Linked DNA regions of Mus musculus: region 1 is linked to region 2. The links are chromatin contacts, found by POLR2A ChIA-PET in ENCODE. All regions are on one chromosome and are shown on one strand. Each heading gives the region's core, a stretch centred on a gene start or an enhancer-like site at or near the end of the contact. The rest is flanking DNA. Distances are from core to core; before and after follow the strand shown.

Region 1 (2,710 bases), core at 82-2,581, 180 kb before region 2:
ACACCCCTTTATGACAAAGATAGAAGTCACTGCCATGAATACATAGACAGCAAAACCAAAATTCAACTGAGACTCTGACTTCGGCTCTGTTCTCAAGGTCGCGCACTAACTGGTCTCCATCCTTGCCAGTTTCTACACACCTGAATAAACCCTCATACACTGGTAACGTTACAACGCAGCCCTCTCTTTCTTGGTCTGGAAAGTATTCGGTCTTTCTCCGTACAGCCTTAAGTGTAATTCCTAGAAGGCACTGACAAATCTCTGCTAGGCCAATCTGCAGTGGAAAAACCATGTGTCCTACAGGATGACAGAAGGGCCAACACTTCTAACCCTCTACTTCAGCACTGCATGGCAACAGCCGTTCGTTCTGACACCATCCACGCAGAAAATGGGCAGGATCGAACACGGTTCATGTCAAAAAGGATCTGCTTGACCACAAACAGGCAGCTCTGTGGAAATACAATTTCTGGAACGAAAACACGAGGCTTGCACAATTCTAGAAACACGTCTAAGTGTTCCGTTCCAGCGCTGTGCTAAAAAAACTTTTCCTACCTAAACTTCCCAGCACGGGGCTGATCTCAAACCGATTGCCAAACCATGCACACCATGCACAAAAGCGGCGTGCACCACAACCACAGCCGCGGGGCAATGCCTGTCCCTGCCCAATCCTGCTCAGGCCGGGTTGCAATGTGGTTTAGTCCAGTCTACTTTCTGGTAATGTGTTTTTAAAATCCCGCCACGACCCAGGTCATTCCTTTAGAGATCTAATAACGACCAAATGACCGGACCTGCCAGGCACTTAGCGAGCCATTCTGCTTATGGCTCTTTAATAGCTCTTGGAGTTCTGCTAAGAGGAGAGCGGAAAACTCCAGCTTCCCCGGAAAGAAAGTCCTGCGCCGGGAGCGCGGAGAGGCGCGCGGAGCGTGGCCCCATCTCCCGCAGTCCCGCCGGTCCCCTCCGCGCCTTTACCTGTCAGCCCGTCCTCTCCCCCCGCCGCCGCCCCTCAGAGCCAGCCCCGGGAGAAAGCAACCCAAGGCATCCCATCCCAAAGAAAGAAAGCCGAGAGGCTGCTGCTCCAGGCAGGGGGCCATGGGCCACCGCGAGATCCGAGAGGCGACATGCCGCCGGCGCCCCGCACCTACCAGATAATCCATGTACAGAAACGCCTCAGTTATCCGGAGATCAGACATCCGGCAGCCTAAAGCATCCGGAATGGCTCCGAACCCGGAAAAAAAAAAAAAGCAGCAGCGTCTCGGGCTGCCAGCGAGCAGCTCCTGAAAAAGCCAGCAACAGCGAAGATCGCCGAGAGCAGCCGAGGAGCCGAAGATTACACCAGGGAAGCGACGATTGGCTGGGAGGGCGGGCCGAGGAAAAGGAGCGCGCTCATTGGCCGGAGTGTCTATAAAAGGCAGTCCCCCCGGTGGAGGGCAGCAGAGAAGCGCGGGACCCGGGACGGTGCTGGTTCCTGTTTGCTGGGGGAGGGGCGGGCGGAAACGCGCTGCGGCCCCGGGAGGCCGACTCTCAGCCTCTAGTCCGCTCGAGACCCGGCAAGCAGCCTGCCTGAGATTGAAGAGCAGCGGCGGCGGCGTCCCCGCCCACCCCTCCTTAAGAAAGCAGCCCAGGGCGGTGGGAGGCAGTTGCCCCGAGCGCCTTCCTGTGGCCTTGAAACGCCCTGGACCTGCGGATTAGAAGGGCAGACACCTTAAAGAAGGCAAACTGTGCAGTACTGGGGACTGCATTGACCCTCCAGGGTGTGGGTGTCTGCTACGGCGGACAACTTGAACTTGACCTTCCTGCGGCTCAGCACCAGTGCAGTCCAGACTAGGAACCTAGAGACTCACAAGTAAATTGATCACCCCAAACATTGAAGGAGACAGGCATCTGATCTTTGCATGCTTAATCCAATGTACCTGAATAGAATGAGCGGTGGGATTGTGAAAGTCCTCTAAAGGACCCAAGTAATACTGTTTGTGAACCTTATCTTAGGAAAAACAGAGCCGGTGCACTTGAGACTTGTGCGTTTCCTAAATTAAAAAAAAAAAAAAGAAAAAAAGAAAAAAAAAAGCAAGCCGGGCGGTGGTGGCGCACGCCTTTAATCCCAGCACTTGGGAGGCAGAGGCAGGTGGATTTCTGAGTTCGAGGCCAGCCTGGTCTACAGAACGAATTCCAGGACAGCCAGGGCTACACAGAGAAATCCAGAGAAACCCTGTCTCAAAAAAACAAACAAACAAACTTGGGGCCCGGGCAGTGGTGGTGCACGCCTTTGATCCCAGCACTTGGGAGGCAGAGAGGCAGGCGGATTTCTGAGTTCGAGGCCAGCCTGGTCTACAGAGTGAGTTCCAGGACAGCCAGAGAAATACAGAGAAACCCTGTCTCGAAAAACCAAAAAATAAAAAATAGAAAAATTTTAAAATTTTTTTAAAAAAGAATTACTTGGAATTGAGTGAAAATGGGAGTCAAGCGAGATAAAGACAACGGTCAGTTCTGGATTTTTTTTCTTTCACCTCCAAGATTCAGGCTAGAAAGGACAGTCAAGGCAAAGGTGAGACAAGATAAGCATGCCATTTGGAGTTGGGTATGGAGAGGAGTAAAATATAGAATGGCAAGAAAATAAAAATCAAAATTGAATCTACTGGCTTAGTGCAACTGAGACTTACTAACCCTGGAGTAAAACAAAACAAAACAGAACAACTCCTTTTAAGAAGTTATT
Region 2 (2,792 bases), core at 226-2,725:
ACAATCGTCACATTCGGAATTTTGAGCTGAAAGTGCTTGCTGCACTTCAGAAAGAGCTCAGGAGATTGAGTTAAGGCTGTGCAATAGGAGGCCCAGTGCGGGTGCCGAGTGTGGTGTACTTTCGTTAGTGGCTTTGAACAGGATGCTAAGTTAGCTGCCGTGCTTAGGAGAATGGAATCTTCTGGTCTGATTGCTGGATTGCCATAGAAGGGGTCAGAGGGCAGGCGGAAATTCATGACACGTGACTGTAGAACTCCAGTTAGAGGTATCCTCAAAGGATTAGGCTAGACTCAGTAAGCGGAGCGTGAGAAAATAAGCCTTGGGCAAATTACATATTGAAGGAAAAGATTTGAAACAAGGCAACCACGGGATATTGACATACGTCTATTAAACTCTCAGGAAGTGATTTTTGATCTACTTAACATAAATTTATTGAAAAGGAGAGGTTTTGTCAATGACCTAGGAGGAAGTGTAAAGTTGTAAGCCTGTTGCGTACCACACCTATGACAGCTCTAGTTATAACTAGTTCTAGGACCCTTCTTTCTCTCTTAGAAAAGAGGCCAGAGATCGCGTTTCCCCTCATAACAGCCGCAGCCAACAAGTGGACAGTGCTTACCGAGTATATTAGCATTTCACTTCAGTCACCTGTAAGATAAGAAAGCCATTATCACACAATCCACAAACTCTCAGAGATAAGGACAGCGCAAGTGACAGGCTCAAGGTCATACAGCCAGTCAGAGCCAGAACCGAGCCTGGCTCCTGCGCCCTGGGCCCTGAAGCCTGAGCTTTCATTCGCTGCACGTGTGCTAGCACCCAACTCTGCACGTTCACTGGAGACTTCTCAGCTCTCTTTCCCTGCACCACCCTTGCCTCTGGTCAAACAAGGATCTTCCCGAATTCCAGCTTTGTTCCAGGCTCCACTCCTTGTGTACAAGATCAGAGAGTACAGGAAGGAAGGGAACCGCACCTTTAGTGACAAGATGAGGATCTTGTGAGTTACTACACATTAACCCTGGCAAAGACGTACTTATCAGTGCAACAGCTAATCTTCTTTGTGAACGCCTTTATTACAAGCTTGGGTTAAGGTCATTTTAAGAGCATTTACTCTGAGAAGTAACAGCTGGCTATCGTAGATATAAATAATCTATTTAAAAACAACAACAACAAAAACCCCAAAAACAACAAAAAACAAAAAAAGAACAACAACAAAAAAAACCCTACCCCACATTTTCTAACGTACAAATCTAAACAATTTCAGATAATTCACTTCTGAAAGCCTCCCACCCACCACGTGGTCACTCAAGCGCGCGCCTTTTCCGTAGCCGCCACAAGGTGGCAGCGGCGGCCGCAGAGTCGGCGCAGGCACGGCTGCTCGGCCGTCGCTTGCTCTCGTCTGGCACGCGGCTCTCGGCAATGGATTAGCTCTGCTGGGGACGTGGGCGCTCCGGGCCCCGCCCCCGGCCGGCGGCGGCCCCGAGTTGCAGTCGCTGCTGCGAGCCGAGCCGAGCTGCACGGAGGGCGAGAGCGGAGCGGGGAGCGGACCGGTGCGCTGCCCTCCAGGCTTCCCTTCGGCGTTCGGGGGGGGGATCCTGACTGCAGGGGCCCTCGGACCGGCCCGAGCTCGGGGCGCCGGGCTCGGGACCATGGCGCTGCGCGCCCGGGCGCTCTACGACTTTAAGTCCGAGAACCCCGGTGAGATCTCCCTGCGGGAGCACGAGGTGCTGAGCCTGTGCAGCGAGCAGGACATCGAGGGCTGGCTCGAAGGGATCAACAGCCGCGGCGACCGCGGCCTCTTCCCGGCCTCCTACGTGCAGGTGATCCGTGCGCCGGAGCCTGGCCCTCCGGCCGACGGCGGCCCGGGAGCTCCGGCCCGCTACGCCAACGTGCCGCCCGGCGGCTTCGAGCCTCTGCCCGCCGCGCCACCCGCCGCCTTCCCGCCGCTGCTGCAGCCGCAGGCGTCACCCGGTTCCTTCCAGCCGCCGGGCGCCGGCTTTCCCTACGGCGGGGGCGCCCTGCAGCCGTCGCCCCAGCAGCTCTACGGTGGATACCAGGCCAGCCTGGGCAGCGACGATGACTGGGACGACGAGTGGGACGACAGCTCCACGGTGGCCGATGAGCCAGGCGCGCTGGGCAGCGGCGCGTACCCGGACCTCGACGGCTCGTCGTCGGCGGGCGGCGGTGCGGCCGGCCGCTACCGCCTGTCCACCCGCTCGGACCTGTCTCTGGGCTCCCGCGGCGTCTCGGCGCCCCCGGCGCACCAAGCGTCTGGAGCCAAGAGCTCGGCCACGGTGAGCCGCAACCTCAATCGCTTCTCCACCTTCGTCAAGTCGGGCGGGGAGGCCTTCGTGCTGGGAGAGGCGTCAGGCTTCGTGAAGGATGGGGACAAGCTGTGCGTGGTGCTGGGTCCCTACGGCCCCGAGTGGCAGGAGAACCCCTACCCCTTCCAGTGCACCATCGACGACCCCACCAAGCAGACCAAGTTCAAGGGCATGAAGAGCTACATCTCTTACAAGCTGGTGCCCACGCATACCCAGGTGCCCGTGCACAGGCGCTATAAGCACTTCGATTGGCTGTATGCGCGCCTGGCGGAGAAATTCCCAGTCATCTCGGTGCCCCATCTGCCTGAGAAGCAGGCCACCGGGCGCTTCGAAGAGGACTTCATCTCCAAACGCAGGAAGGGTCTGATCTGGTGGATGAACCACATGGCCAGCCACCCGGTGCTGGCGCAGTGCGACGTCTTCCAGCATTTCCTGACCTGCCCCAGCAGCACTGATGAGAAGGCCTGGAAACAG

Evidence for each region. ChIA-PET counts read pairs that join two places held with the same protein, here RNA polymerase II (POLR2A).
Region 1: POLR2A ChIA-PET joins it to region 2 with 14 read pairs in embryonic stem cell. The contact joins the promoter of Arl15 here to the promoter of Snx18 in region 2. POLR2A ChIA-PET finds 5 or more read pairs at or near these places in 3 of 5 experiments (Patski and embryonic stem cell).

What each region holds. Positions count from the first base shown.
Region 1 is chr13:113,793,129-113,795,838 of GRCm38, reverse strand. Arl15 (ADP-ribosylation factor-like 15) reads right to left here and starts at 1,331. Exons shown (of 5, transcript NM_172595.4): 1 at 1,143-1,331. The coding sequence starts at 1,190.
Region 2 is chr13:113,617,247-113,620,038 of GRCm38, reverse strand. It overlaps Snx18 (sorting nexin 18), which reads left to right and starts at 1,475. Exons shown (of 2, transcript NM_130796.4): 1 at 1,475-2,792. The coding sequence starts at 1,644.